Regions from separate parts of the Mus musculus genome. Here region 2 is linked to region 1. The links are chromatin contacts, found by Hi-C or POLR2A ChIA-PET in ENCODE. All regions are on one chromosome and are shown on one strand. The core of a region is the stretch at or near the end of the contact, and the rest is flanking DNA. Distances in the headings are between cores, read along the strand shown. Region 1 holds the start of Prpf40b (pre-mRNA processing factor 40B). Region 2 holds the start of Fmnl3 (formin-like 3).

Region 1 (7,914 bases), core at 3,912-6,411:
TGCTCTTTCCATTTCTTCTCACACTTCTTGCCCAAACCACTTTTCCCATCTGATCTACAATGTGGCCTCCCAAACTGTTATCCTCATATCCACTTCTATCTGTACCCACAATGCCCTCCAAAATACACATCAGACCCATAAGCACCTGCATAGAATTCTCCATTGGTTTCCCACTGTTCTGAGTGAACACCAAGACTCTACCCAGGTCTCTGAGGCCACTGACCTTGCCGGTCTCTTCCATACCCATCTCTGTGCTCCAGCCACACTCACTTCTCCCAGCTCAGGCATTCAACTGTGCATCAGGCACCTCTCCTATGTCCTATACACACTTCACAACCAACAAATATTTCCAATGAAAACCTTCAGCAACCCACTGCACTAGCCAGAGTCTCCTTTATATGTTCAACACCACACACCTTCCTTCTAGGAGTCACCCATCACAAGTTTACAGTCACTAGTATAATTCCAAACATACCATCTCATGGCATTAAAACATATACTCTATTAAACATGGATTCACAGGCTGAAGAGATTGCTCAGAGGTTAAGAGCACTGGCTTTTCTTCCAGAGGTCCTGAGCTCAATTCCCAGCAACTACTTGGTAGCTCACAAACATCTATACTGGAATCTGATGCCCTCTTCTGGAATGCAGACAGAATATTGTATATATAATAAATAATTTATTTAGAAAAAGTATTTCTAGAAAAACAAACAAAAACATGGATCCTCACTTACATCTTGGATTTAACGAATTTAGAGCAACTCCACTAAAATGTAAAGTCTTAAGGGCAGAGGTAACTCAGCACAGCGGCTCAACACTGCAATCCTAGCCCTGGGAAGATGGAGATAGGAGTATGAGGAGCTTGGGTCACTGTGGGCTGTGTAGTAAGTTCCAGGTCAGTCTGGGCTGCAGAGACTCTGCCTCACAAATGAAGCAGTAAATGAGCTACTGAGTGGATTAAGGAACTTGCCTTCAAATCTGAGGACCTGCATTTGACTCCTAGGACCCACACAGCAGAAACAGAACTGATTCACAACTTTCCCCTGTTTTCCCCCCACACATGCACTGTAGCACATGCTCTGTCATCCAAATGAGTAATAGACATTATAGAAAAATTAAAGTGGGGCAGGTCATTGACTTGGTTTTGGCAAGTCCTGCCAAACTCGGTGGCCTCTGATAAGGCCTCCTTATAAAGAAAACACAATTTAGAGCTGGAGGAGACTCTGAATATCCCCCAAATGTTCCCGAAACCTTCTATGAGACAGGTTATCACTTTATAGTAAGGCTGGCTAGGACTCGCTCGCTCTATACCCCACTCTAACTCTAGCCTCAAACCTACAACCAAACAACCCTCTTCCCTCAGCCTCCCAAGTGCTAGGATTATAGCCATGTGCCAAGGTTGGTTGAGACAGTGGCTTGGGTGGCTTGGACTGACTGGTCCTGAACTCCTGATCTTCTTGCCTCCATCTCCAAGTGCTGGACTTAAAGGAATGCCACTTCACACATCGGCACTCCTCTCTTAGCATGTGAGAAAGGTCAGACAGAGTAATTGTAAATGGTGTGTCAGTCCCACAGCTGGCTTCAGATGAGCCAACTAAATCCCATCTGTCCTCCCTAGAAGCACAGTGCCTGCCACAGAAAGCAGTGTTTTCATACCAACCTTCCCTGAAAGTGACTAAATCATCAAGATTCAAACCTCATCTTAAGAATAAACAGTGGTGCCTACTGCCTGCCCTATAAAATTCCTCGACTTAGAGTCAGGTGTTCTTAATTTGGCATATGCCTTTAAGTTTGGAGGCAAAGGCAGATAGATCTCCGAAAATTCAAGGCTATCTTGAATCAAGTTCCATGACAGCCAAAGCTACAGCGGGAGACCCTATCTCAAAATAAATATATAAATTAGTAAATTGGGCATGGTGGCATACACCTTTAGTCCCAGAACTTGGGAGGCAGAAGCAGGTGAATTTCTGAGTTCAAGACCACAGATTCTAGAGTGAGTTACAAGAGAGCCAGGACTACACGGAGGAAACACTATCTAAAAAAATAATAATAATAATAAATAAATAAATACTTTTTTCTCTTCATCTACCATCCAAAGCCTTTCGCTACAGGCAGTTCCACATCTGGCCCATCCTGAGGCCAGGGCTTCCTAGTTAACTTTCTGTACAGGAATTGTTAGATTTCTCTCATTTTATTCAAGATGATCCAAAGTTCACTCTGTTTTACTTTCACATTACCGCACACCCGAGCACCCACACCCGCACACCCACACACTCTGTCCTCTTAGGACCAAGCACACCACTTGGCAGTCGCTTGTACCTCTGTGAATGTTTACTGGGCTTCTGAGAGTGCCTGCCTTTCCAATCCAGTGTGCTACATTTTGGAAGTGAGCTTTCTTTCTTTCCCCATTTCATAATGTCTGAGGACATGGGAGGCACATGAGCATGCAGAGGCCCAAAGCTGATGTTAGGAATTATCCTTTATCCTTCATCAATCTTTTACCCTATTCCTTGGGGAGAGCCAGGTCTCCCAACCAAACTCGGAGCTCACTGATAAAGCCAGTCTCACTAGCTGTCATACTCTGGTGATCCAGTCTCTGCACTAAAGGCTAGAATTACAAGGAGCTGAGCATTTTGTATGTTCTGGGGATCTGAACTCCAATCCTTCTGCCATTGCAGCAAGCACTTAAGCCACTAAGCCATCTCGACAGCCTAGGTTTTCTCTTTCTCAAACTCCCCAACTGTCTAGACAGGGTGGCCCTCCACCTGAAGTGCTTTGATGACACCATCTCATCCCTAACCTTGGTGGATTTTTGGATACTACCTAAAATACTGTTTGCACTCATTTGTTTGTGTAAATTCTCTTGAGTATAATCGGTAATAGAAACATGTAAAATAGAGATCCTTTACCTTGGTGGAAGGCAGCAGGTATCAAATACTCATATGGGAAAAGTTACATGATAGAAAGCTAACTGTATGGAGACTTCTGGACAGAATTCAAACCCTGGCCCATTTTACTCAGTTACCCAGGGAAGACAGAGGGATGGGATGAATGGAAATGACCATGGACCTTTTAGAGTCTTCCCTCCCTCCCCCTGTGCTGTCCTTTCTTTTCTGCTCCTCTCACCTGCTGCAATACCAATACAACTTTGGGACGGTAACACTTCTGAGTGGACTCTGAAGTGACCAGTGCAAAAGGACAGTAGAAAGAAAGCTAAAGACAAGCAGATTTGTCAGTCTTCCCCGGAACAGAACACACATTGTAGGGCAGGGGAGAGTCAATACTGAGACTATTGGCCATCTAGTCATCATATATTCAGGGAGACCAATGGAAGCATCCTGATACAAGATGTAATCAATTCTCAGCCTTCAGATCTAAGGGGTAGCTCAGAACTGAGCACTCAGAAGAACAGGGAAAAAGACAAAAATAGAGAGACAGGGAAGAGAACAGAGATCACGGCTAACAGTAATGTTTGCTGGGTGCATATTATGAGCCAGAGTCACACCACATGTCCATTTAATCCTCACAACCTTCTGAGAAAGTATCCCCATTTCATGGAGAAGCTGGGGTTCTAACAGGTTACTTCGTGGCTACAGTTCTCAGAGATTAAACGGCGGAGGCAGGTTTGGAATCCAAGCAGTCCGACCCCATAAAGCTGCCTCCCAGAAAGAAGGATGGCACAGATGACATTTCTTAGCCTCATTTTTTTTAATCCCAATCCTGAGATTCTGAGACAACCAGGTGATCCTAGGTAGGCCTGGACTGACTTATTCACCAAAGGAACTGTAAGAAAATGAAGGCTAAGAGGCATATTTCTCAAAGAGAGGCAGCCATCATCAAAAAGAAACGGGGTTGGCAGAGTAGTTCAGCACTACAGTTCTTGCCGGCATTAACAAGGCCCTAGGTTCAATGCAGAGCGCTGCAAAGAACAGCTGAGCTCTAGCACCCTGTTGTCTCCACTGACCTGCAGAGCCCAAATAGGTCCAGCCCCTCCCCCACCTACTTCCTAGCCTCTACTCTGGTGTGTAAGCCCTAGCATTTCTTCTGCTCCCCACAAAGAGCCTAGAGATCTTTCTAGAATACAACATTTTGCTTCTGATCCTCCATCACCTCTTCACTCTCCCGAAGAAACAGAATGTTGTTACTTCTGGTTCTCATCGTTTTTGAACTTCCAGGGTTCAACTTCCTCTATTTATAGAGTTCTCCCATTTCTCCAACGGGATTCCCAAGGCCCAGGCCTGCCAGGACCCAGCCTTGCAAGCTTTAAATCTCTTATCCGTAAATCCCGAGAAATTTTCCCCAGTCAAGCTGAAGGTCTCCACTCCAACATCCTCCTGCTTGACGCATCCTAGAACCCCTTCGCCTGAATTCCCTCCTCAAATCCCGCCCCCTTCTGCAACGGATGGAGAGTCCGTTTATCATACTGCCCATTTTCCTTTTTAAAAGTCAATGGGAAATTCAAGGCCCAGAGAAAGGTAGTGACTTGCCCAAGGTCACACAGAGTTACCACAGTCTGTCTGAAGGCAGAGCCAGGGTTGGGACCCAGGGGCCTCTGCTCCTCCGTTTCTTGGACTACTCCGGTTCTGAGGTGGAAACCAGGAGCATCTCTTTCCTCAGAAGTCCCTCCTAACCTCGGGAGACAGGTTTTGAGAACGGATGGGTAAGGAAGGGTGTCCCCTAAGGTCCAAAGGGGCACCTGGGGCTTCCAAAAGGCACAAGCCTGGGTCTGGGGGAGGGGCACGGGCCACGCCAAATAGCCTAGGATTGGCAACTGGTTTCCATCGCCTGCCCTCCCTTCGCCCCCGACCTTTCTCCACAGACCCACCGTTCACTTCATCCCTTCCTCCTCCTCACACAGCGCCTAGGCTCTCCGTCCCCTCAGCCCCCGGTCGCACCCGCCCCCCCGCCCCCCGCCATGCACCATAATGGCCTCCCCGCCCCTTCTACCCTCACTCCCCGCCCCCACCTACCTACAGGGCTTCTTTTCCTCACCCCTCGGTCCCCTCGCCCTCCCTCAGGGTCCCGGGTGCCCCGGCGGCCCTCCCGCCTCCCCGGCTCGAGCCCGGGCCGCAGGGGGCGCTGTGAGACAGCCCCGGGCCTCTCCACCCCCGCGCGGGGACGTTACCATGCCAGAGCCTCAGAGCAGCTGGGCCGGCTCGGCCCACTCGCCAGTAAAAACAGCTCTGATTGGCCGGGCTTCGGCCGGGAGGGCGGGGCCAGTGGGGGGGTCGCACCCCTTCGTGGCCGGGGCTCCGGTTGCTCTCGCCGAGGAGCGGAGCCCCCAACCGGCCCGGTGTGCCCGGCCCGGCTCCGCCCCCGGCCCGGAGCGCCAGGCCCCGCCCCCACGTGCGCAGAATCCTGGGACCGCCCCCTGGGGCGGGGCGCGCCTGGGCCCACCCCCGGGGGCGGAGCGCGCCTGGGCGGGCCTGGGACTGACCGCGCGCTGGCTGCGCAGGGCGGCGTGGCTCTCCCGGCTCACAGCCCCCTTCTTGCCCGCGACTCCGCGGCCACCACCCAGACCGGACCGAGCCATTAATTTCTCCCGCGCAGAGGGCACTACAGCGGTTCACAGAGCGGCTCTTTTCCCTGCGTATTTTCTTTAGTTTTAATTTTTTGTTGTTGTTGGTTTTTTTCGAGACATGGTTTCTCTGTGTAGCCCTGGCTGTCCTGGAACTCACCAGGCTGGCCTCGAACTCAGAAATCCGCCTGCCTCTGCCTCCCGAGTGCTGGGATTAAAGGCGTGCGCTACCACGCCCGGCTTTAGTTTTAATTTCTTAATTCAAGAACTATTAATTAAACTCCTGTGCCAGCAGCCGTATGTGTCGGGCAAAGCCGACAAATCCCCTAAATGAGTGCGTACGTGCCTCTCGCTTAGCGCTGGGTTACTTTCAGAATCTGCCTCTGTAACATCTACAGTGAGAGATAAACGTTCAGTTATGTAGATAAGGGAACTCGAAGCTACTTAATGGGCATGCATGCTCAAGTTCTTGGGCTAGTACAGCTGGCCCTGGTTGGAGGCATTGCACCTCTTTACCCCTCCAAAGCCGGGGTAAAGACCAAGACGTTGCCTGTTTCCTTCTGTAGGTTTCTGAACCTGACTCAGGAAAACACCTCTTTATGTCTATAGACAATTTGGCTTTATCAATAGTTGTATTAAAAGTTCTTATATTCATTCTTCAAGCCAGCACTGAGTTGTAGAGGCAGACAGATCCCTGGGGCTCAGCGGCTAGCCGAACTAGCCTACATTGTGTTTTCTGACTAGTGAGAGACCTGATCTTTAAAATGATGTCCCAGGACGTCATGAAAAGCCGGACATGAGGGGAAGAAACCCTTTCCCCTGAGATCTAATTTGTCTTTCTTGAAGTGATCTCAAATAACAAATCCATGATGCACTTTAAATCTAATGTATGTCAGGTGGTAGTGGGTGTACCCCTTTAATCGAGCATTTGGAAAGCAGAAGCAGGCAAATCTCTGAGTTCGAGGCCAACTTGGTCTATACAGCAAGTTCGAGGACAGCCAGGAATACACAGGGAAATGTGTAGCCCAAAGAAGCCCTGTATCAAAACAAAACAAAACAAAACAAAACAACAAAAACAAAATAAAACCAAAACCGAGCTTAAAAAAAAATCTAAAGTCTCTTCTTTCCCTTATGTTTTCTTGCTTTTATTTTATTTATTTATCGGGGGGCGGAGGGGGACACATGTGTGCTCACTGCACCCATGTGGGAACCAGAGGACAACTTTCTGGGGTCACTTCTCTCTTTCCACAATTTGGGTCCTGGGGATTTAATCAGGTTATCAGGACTGATGGCAATTGTCTTTACCCACTGAGTCATCTCTCCAGCCTCTCCTTTAAAAAGCACTTTGTGAGCCGGGCAGGGGTGGCACACGCTTTTAATCCCAGCACTTGGGAGGAAGAGGCAGGTGGATTTCTGAGTTCGAGGCCAGCTTGGTCTACAGAGTGAGTTCCAGGACAGCCAGGGCTACACAGAGAAACCCTGTCTGGGGGGGGGGGGGGGGGCACTTTGTGTGTGTGTGTGTGTGTGTGTGTGTGTGTGTGTGTGTGTGACCTGTGTTGTTACAAGTATGTGAAATACCAGTTCTCTCCTTTGACTATGCTTTCTGGTCCAGGAGATCAAAAATGGCTGTCTCCAGGGAGAAGATAAAGGAGGCAAGCTCTTGAGAGACCTGGCAGCAATCACCTTTAACTTCTGAGCCCTCTTTTTTATCTTAATAAACTCAATTTTTACTTCACTCTCATTCATCCTGATGTTTTTTCTGCACAGCATAGTTAAGCATCTGGTTTTACCTGAGTGGATCTACTTAAAACTTGGGCTATTGGCACATGCACACACACACACACACACACACACAGGCGGGGGCGGGGGGCGGGGCGGGGGGAGTGGGGAGTGGGGGGGGGGAGAGAGAGAGCACAAAAGCACGGTTTTGTTGTTGTTACTGTGTGGTTTAGGGGCTTTGGTTTTTTGAGGTAGGGTTTAGCTGTGTAGCCCAGATTGACTTGGAATTTAACACATTGCCTAGGCTGGCCTTGAATTCACACTCCTGCCTCTGCCTCCCAAGTGCTGGGATTACAGTATGAGCAGGCAACTGTTTTTAAAGGTCAAATGAATATAGAAAGCATTTCAGGACAAAGAGCAGAGCCTTGCTTGCCTCGTTGATCTTCTCCCTGGAGACAGCCATTTTTCACAACTAGTGGATTTTCTGTTGCTGTTGTTTTGGTTTCTTTGGTTTTGTTGTTGTTTTGTTTTTGGTTTTTGGTTTGTTTGTTTCTTCAGTGTATCCCTCTGTCAGCCTCATTGCTTCTCACTGGGTAAGGAATCCAAGGAGATATCCTGATCCACTGCTACTATTCCCTTACTGATCCTATTTTGATGGATACTCGAAGGGATGGGAG
Region 2 (7,914 bases), core at 2,253-4,752, 75 kb before region 1:
AAAACATATAAAACACTATAAATATTTTTTTACCATTATTTATCAAACAGTTCATCAATGCTGGTTGGTTTAGTTAGGATTGTTTTCAACTTCTGTTTTATCTTCCTGCCCTGATTTGGTTCAGCTCTTCTCCATTCTCCTCCATTTTCTGTCTGAAGACCTTTCTAGATCCTGAAATGCATTTATGAAAATCTTCCCAAAGAATGTACTTAAAAGCTGTCCAGAAACTAGGTGTAGTGGCAACCCCCTGTAATCTCAGCACTGAAAACCTAAGGCAGGTGGATCTTAAGTTCCAGGATAGCCTGGGTCATATAGGGAGACTTGGCTGTAAAAACACAAGCTACCCTCACCTGGACACAAAACGAGCTACAGACCCAAGTGTGAGTTCTTCAGCTCTGAGCAACCCGACCCAACTCACCTTTTGTTCTCCCTCTCCACACTCTATCCTTTGGCCTAGTTGAATGTTTTACTGTTGCTCAGCCTCCCACATTCTTTCCTAGTTCATTTCCTCCACTCCCATAAGGCCTTTCCCCTTTCTGGTCAACATCCCTTCCATCTCATAGTTCTTTCAGTCTCAGCTTAACTGCCAGTCTTCTCGCCAAAGCCTTTCTCCTAAAGCTGTCTTCAGCTTCTCAGTGTCACTCTGTATACATTTCCTATTGCAACACTTATCACAGTTTTGTAAACACTAGTTTGGGAGTCTACTAGGTTTCTTCCAAACAACGAACACCTGGATGGAAGACACCTGTTTCCTCTTCTTTACTGTTTGCGATGGCTGAAGAAAAGGGTTCATTTAAATGATTGGAGGCAAGTGAGATAGGAAACGTGGACTAAAGAGGCGTTAAGGTTTGGGGAGTATTATATGCGGATCTTTCATTGCCAAAAGGCAAAGCATGGTTCTGAGTGAGCAGGGTGTTTACAGTGAACATGATCGTGATCTCCTGGTGAGCTCCAGAAGATCCTTAGAGCATGGAAGTCGGGAGGTTAAGCATGAGCAACCAACAGCAAAATGCTGGTGACTAAGAGACCACACAGGGATGGAGGCTGGCTTCTGGGCACCCGACCAGTTCCCTCGCATGGTCCTTGAGCACCCATGATAAGCGAAGAGTGATTTCTTTCCCTTCTTGAGTTATCGATTTTTGTTCAGTATGAGTCTACAGTTTTATCATCATGTCTCTGCTCTGGAAGTCTCTGTTGAGGGAATCAGGAAAGGGGCTGGAGAGGTGGCTCAGCAGTTAAGAGGCTCTGCTGTTCAGAGGACCTGGCTCACAACCGCCTGTAACTCCAGTTCCATGGGATCTAACAGACACGAGCACATAAAGACAAAGTTTCTTTATTTTTCTTTCTTTCTTTATTTTGGTTTTTTGAGACATGGTTTCTCTGTATAGTCCTGGCTGTCCTGGAACTCACTCTGTAGACCAGGCTGGCCTCGAACTCAGAAATCCACCTGCCTCTGCCTCCCAAGTACTGGGATTAAAGGCGTGCACCACCACAGTTTATTTTTAAAGTTGGGCAAGTATATGTTTAGGATCGTGGAGAAGGAAAAGAGGAAGCTATATGTTTGGCTGATTTGTCAATATTAGAAGAGGTACCACACAGGGATGAAGAAGGCACGCTTCCCGTCAAATTTCTATTTATGCTCCATGTTACTTGAGTATTCATGATAAACAAGTGTGCTCTTTTTGCTCACATATGTATCTTCAATGCTCAGAAAAGCATCTGACATATAATAATCTTTTCAAAAAAGCGTTTGTTGAATGAATGACTAAAACATTTGGGTGACAACTTGAGCGGTTGGATCTGGTTTCCAGTCATCTGGAGTCTGTGTTACCCTCGCAGCTGTTCTCCATGTACTAGCTTCATTCTCAGGCAGGTTGGGCTTGACGTGATGGCAAGGTAAGCAAGAATAGCTGTAGGTTTATGGGTTAACAATTCTCAAGCTCCAGGAACAGAGAGCCTCTTTCCTGACTCTTCCTTTACAGCCTTGACTAGTCCTACAGTCTCTAACATTGGGCAGTCTTGGGCCAAGTCCTGCTCCTTGATAGGAGCAAAGTCCAGCTGCACTTCAGCCAAAAACAGAATCTAGTGGTTCTCTAAAAGAGAACTTCTCTATCACCAGAAGAAGAGGGATAAAGGCTGACAGAAATGACAGAAGCCCATCACCTTGTTAGTAATGACAAGCCAGAGCAGAGTTGTTCTCCTATTTTCATACCAGTTGATAAGGTCTTATTCTAAATGCCTCTTTCACCTGTCTCTGTCTGTCAGGAAGAAGCCTTTCCCCTCCCTGGATGTCTGTGTCAAATATATCTCCCTCCCGAGTCTCTTTTGGATGGAATCCCATCCTTCCTAAAGCCAAGTCCAGGGAAGGGCATGCATGACCTCTCCAGAAAGCAGGCATTGCCACAGTGTGGCGTGCAGCAGAGTCTAGTGGTGAGCCAGCAGTCTTCGGTTCCATCAGAGCTGGAGGGCTGTGAGCAGCGGAAGGACCTAACAGATCGCTTTCTACCAAATCCAAGGCATTTACTTCCACAGTCTAACCTCTGTTCTCTGATATGCTGTTTGTATGGTTTACTGTTTGCATTGTACAGGAACTTGAGACCTGGAGAAGTCTGTGTAAGGCTCCAGAAAAAGAGATACCATCCTTGGATAATAAAATCCTCTGTGAGCCAGGCCGAAATGGACATTAGGTCACAGCAATCACCTTTTTAAAAACGTGCATTTTCTAGGTGTTTTTCCTACGTATCACACGTGTGAAGGTGTCGCGGATCCTTTGGAAATGGGAGTTACAGACAGTTGTGAGCAGCTCTGTAGTTGCTTGGAATGGAACTCAGGTCCTCCAGAGGGACAGCCATTGCTCTTAACAGCAGAGCCATCTCCAGCCCTCACAGGAATAATTTCAATCATTCTTTTTTTTTTTTTTTTTTTTTTTTGGTTTTTCGAGACAGGGTTTCTCTGTATAGTCCTGGCTGTCCTGGAACTCACTTTGTAGACCAGGCTGGCCTCGAACTCAGAAATCCACCTGCCTCTGCCTCCCAAGTGCTGGGATTAAAGGCGTGCGCCACCACGCCCGGCTAATTTCAATCATTCTTTCAAGCGCAAATTTCTCCCTCCAGTCGACAAAAGCTCAGAAGGTGGTGGTGTGACTTCTCCGGGGTTATATACATGGCTCTCACGATAAGTTGCTTTTTTTCTGAGACAGTCTTGCTATGTAGCTCAGGCTGGTCTCCAATCAAGCAGTCCTTCAGCCGCAGCCTCTCCAGTGCTGGAATGAACAGACCTGAGTCACAGATGGTGGTCTCCCTAGTGTTCCCAGTTAACTTTGCAGTCCGCGCTCTGTGGCTACATCCTCCAACAAACACAGCGATTGGATGCCCACCAAGGGCCACCAGGGCGCGCTCGCAGCCAGGCGCGAGGCCGCCGAGGGCGGGAGGCTCTGTGATTGGGAGGCGCGGCTGTCAGTTAGGCGCGGGCGGGGCGGTGGGCGGTGGGCGTGGCCTGCATGAATAAGGCGCGCTTCAGCGCGTCGAGCGCTTCGCCGCCGCCCGCCGGACTGCGAGGCGCCCCCTGAGGGGCGGAGGAATCGGGCCTGGGGAGCGGGCGCTGAGGGAGGAGCCAGGTCGGAGCGGCTGAGGGCCCTGGCGAGGAGGTGGAGGGCTGAGGCCCGGAGGAGGCCCCGCCGCGATGGGCAACCTGGAGAGCACCGACGGTGGCCCGGGCGAGCCGCCCTCCGTCCCGCTGCTGCTGCCGCCCGGCAAGACGCCGATGCCCGAGCCGTGCGAGCTGGAAGAGAGATTCGCCCTAGTGCTGGTGAGACCGGCGCTGCTGCCTTCCCGCCGCCCCCACAGCCCCCGCCGGGTCCCGCCCACCCCCGCAGCCCCGTCAACGCCTGGCCCGGCCGGCAGCTCGGAGCGGCCCGTCGGGGGTCGGGGAGGAGGGGTCCCCAAGCCCGGGACCTGCCCGAGGTCCAGACTCCTCCCTCCCCACTTCCCTCAGACTTCCCGGTCCGCTGCCGGAATTCCATTCCCGGGACCTCGCTGGTGGGACGGTTTCGGAAGCTGTTGGGTCCCCAGCCAAAATCAGGCATTTTTCCTCCTTCATGAGAGCGGGTCTCGCGTTCAGACCAGATGTTTCGGGGAGGAAAAGGGGGGATTGGAGAAGGGGCTGGCTGCCCATGGGGGTGGGGGGTGGGATAAGAAGCGATGCCATTCTACTTATTTCAGGACCGCCTGCAGGCATCCTGCTAAGTTATAGTGGATTTGCCTAGGCTGAACATGTGGATAAGCCATTTGACTAGACAGTTTTTTCCCCCCAATTGAAACAATACACAAACCATCCCGCCTGGTTTTTTATCCTCCCTCGTTTCATGTTAAACTTTGGTGACTGGTTCGTGTACCGTTGCTTGTGGTTCTTTGTAGTCCTTCTGTGGTTTCAAAAGGGATGGTTTCTAAAGACGAACTGATTCTCCTTTGCCCTGGGGCTTGGACGTTGATGTGAGTGACTCTGAATAGAGAGGTTAGTAGCAGGTATCACTGAGAGGAAGCTGGACCATGTTCAACATGAAGCTTTAAAAAAAAAATGAACATAACGCTAACAGATAAATCTGAAAAACTTGGGGAAATAGCTTTCACTTCTTCCCCCAAAGAGCTATTAGGAGATAGTAATAATTCTGGTGTATTGTTGGTACGGTCTGAAGGACTGACTTTGCCCGTGAGGAGGGATAAGTTGTAGACTTAGCAGCCTTATTGGATTTCATCTGCCTTGGAAGAGGGAGATTAGATCTGTTGGCAGCAGTGGAGCTGTCTAGAGATCCTGGCCTCTGCAATGTGGGGAGCCTCACATCATCATCTCAATGGCACCAACTTGGACTCAGAGAGAGTCCAGGATGTTCCACAGAGGTGTGTCAGGGGAAGCAAGAAAGGATGGCCCCTGGCAGGCGCTTAATATCAGGGCACACCCGGAGGGGATCAATTATGACCTTCAGCTGCCCCAAGGAAGAAGGAGGAAAAAAAAAAAATCAGTATGCTTGCACACCTGTGATGTATCTGCACCACCTCCATAGAGTCCCTGGTTTAAGGCACAGGGCTGGGTTAGGACTCCTGGAATCAATGTTCTGTGTAAATCACCTCAAGCTCTCCAAGCTCTGCCTAGGTCTTTGTGGATCAGATCATGTGTCTGTACCAGAAAGCCAGGAGTCTGTGGTCTTGACTCAGCGGTGATACAACTTTCCCAGTCAGAGTGTTTTCCGGAGGAGTGTAGGGGGTGGGGCTCTGTAAATACAGTGGGGTTTGGAAAACCTTCATCTGACAGGAGCAGGCATATCCTGTGACCAGGTGTATAGCATAGGATAATTGCCTTCCTCAGATTTCTGCACCTCAAACTCCTTTTGGGGAATACAGGTGATCTCAGATCTGAGTCACTGTTGAGATAAACTTCAGTTAACATTTACTGAGCATACAGTGCGCAGCAGACTCTGCCAAATCTTTGATTTCGACGCTCATGAAATCTGTAGCACAGTCCCGGGTGGGAAGCGCTGTCATTACCAACATTGTAGGAGAGTGGAGCTGGAGGGATTCAGTAGTAACTTAGTGACAACCACCTGAACAGAGGCTGAGGGAAAGTTGAAAGTCCATATCCTAAACCAGAGACCAGAATCTCGCTCTGTACCCCCTGGCTTTTCCCTAAAGCAATCGGTTACATTGGAGCTGACAAAGTGGGAACAGAAGAGGCAACAAAGGAGCAGCTTGTAGCTTACAGAGAGCACCTATCCAGTGCTGATGTAGGTTACACACTTCAGTTCTCACAGTCCTACCAGGAATTATCACTGCAGCCATGAACAAAGCTGTGGTGAGTGCTCCCTTCAGCAGCACATATACTAAAATTGGAACGATACAGAGAAGATTAGCATGGCTTCTGTGCAAGGATGACACGCAAATTCGTGAAGCGTTCCATAATTTTTATAGGGAACTTTCGGGATAGCATTTGAAATGTAAATAAAGAAAATATCTAGCCAGGTGTGGTGGCACACGCTTTTAATCCCAGCACTTGGGAGGCAGAGGCAGGCAGATTTCTGAGTTCGAGGCCAGCCTGCTCTACAGAGTGAGTTCCAGGACAGCCAGGGCTACACAGAGAAACCCTGTCTCGAAAAACAAAAACAAAAACAAACAAACAAACAAACAAAAAAGAGAATATCTAATTAAAAAAAAAAGCTGTGGTGGTGAATAGCCTTTTGCTGTATAATTTTCTTAGGATAGAAACTTTACATTGAACCTGATCAATTATAGGTTATACATTGTTTCTTATTTTCAAAGAAGTTATTATTACCATGTCTGTGACTACAGGCAGGCACCTGTATGTATGGCTTGAGTGTAGAGATCAGAGAGTCAGTTCTCTCCTTCCACCACATGTTCTGGACTTCAGCTGGGGTTGTCAGGCCTGCCCCACAGGAGCTTCTACCTGCTGAGCCACCTTGCCAGCTCTATACATTTTTTTTAAGGTCTTAAATACATATTTCCAAGTTTATCTTTTAAAAACAATAATGTGGTATGGTAGCACATTCCTGTAATCGCTTGTGAAGCTAAGGCAATAGAATTACAAACTTAAGGCTTGCCTCAGTTACATAGCGAGACACTGTCTCAAAACCAAATCTTCTTTTTTATTTGTTTGTTTGTTTTTTAAAGATTTATTTATTTATTTTATCTATATGAGTGCACTGTAGGTGACTTCAGACACACCAAAAGAGGGCATCAGATCCCATTACAGATGGTTGTGAGCCACAATGTGGTTGCTGGGAATTGAACTCAGAACCTCTGGAAGAGCAGTCAGTGCCCTTAACTGCTGAGCCGTCTCTCCAGCCCCAAACCAAATCTTCATCCAACCCCACCCCCCAAAAAAAAGTGTCCTCCAAGTGAGGAAAGAGGATTTTCCTCTTGATTATAAATTAATATATATATATATGTGTGTATATATATATGTATATATGTATATATGTATATATGTATATATATACACATACACATGTATATATACGTATGTATGTATGTATACACACACACACACACACACACATATATATATATATCAAGCACATTTGGAAACTACTGAAAGATAGAAGAAAATCATCTGTACTATAGACTAGTAATTTTTTTTCCTAGTAAGATTTTGACACACTTAAATATATTTTAACAATTAATATAATACCCTTCAGACTATGTCATAAATTGAGTTTTTCTTCTTTCACAAGTATTAATGGTTTTTGTCTGCATGTATGTCTGTGTGAGTTTCCCTGGAACTGTTACACAGACAGTTGTAAGCTGTTTTGTGGGTGGGATGGTTGGAATTGAAACTGGGTGCTCTAGAAGAATAGCCAAAGTTCTTATGCTGCTGAGCCATCTCCAGCCCCCCACCCCTTTTTTTGTTTGCTTTGTTTTTAGAGACAGGGTTTCTCTGTGTAGCCCTGGCTATCCTGGAACTTGGTCTGTAGAGATATGCCTGTTTTTTGCCTTCTGTGTGCTTCAGTTAAAGGCTGTGGACTACCACTCCCAGCTGAGTTTTTCTGTACAATTTTAAGTATTTTCTAATTTTTAAAACATTCTTGGTGTCATGACTTTATGGCTACATAGCACTCCACAGTAGAGTATTTGGTTACTATGTTATCTTGTACTTTTTCTTTTATCTCTATTTTGTCTTGTGATGAATTTCTTATGCACAAATAATTGTTTTCATCTCTGATTATTGTCTTAGATAAATTCCACAAGTGGCATTATTGGGCCAAAAGTTAAATGTTTTTTCAAGGCCATTGAGACCTATCCATTTTTAAAAATCATTTGTGTGTGTGTTGTGCTGTGGTATATATGTGTGGAGATCAGAGAGTAATTTTCAGGAGTTCGTTTTCTCATTCCACTTCTGGAATTGAAC

What was found. A loop is a pair of places that touch in the nucleus more often than their neighbours do. ChIA-PET counts read pairs that join two places held with the same protein, here RNA polymerase II (POLR2A).
Region 2: a map of T-helper 2 cell shows a loop between it and region 1 (2.8-fold over the local background). The contact joins the promoter of Fmnl3 here to the promoter of Prpf40b in region 1. A Hi-C loop is called at or near these places in 1 of 37 maps with a recorded cell type or tissue (T-helper 2 cell). POLR2A ChIA-PET finds 5 or more read pairs at or near these places in 2 of 5 experiments (Patski and embryonic stem cell).

What each region holds. Positions count from the first base shown.
Region 1 is chr15:99,292,485-99,300,398 of GRCm38, reverse strand. It overlaps Prpf40b (pre-mRNA processing factor 40B), which reads right to left and starts at 5,161. Exons shown (of 26, transcript NM_001370635.1): 1 at 4,971-5,161. It also overlaps a transcript of Fam186b not described here.
Region 2 is chr15:99,366,070-99,373,983 of GRCm38, reverse strand. It overlaps Fmnl3 (formin-like 3), which reads left to right and starts at 3,502. Exons shown (of 27, transcript NM_011711.2): 1 at 3,502-3,807. The coding sequence starts at 3,682. Gm22951 (a small nuclear RNA gene) reads left to right here and starts at 5,849; the gene lies at 5,849-5,955.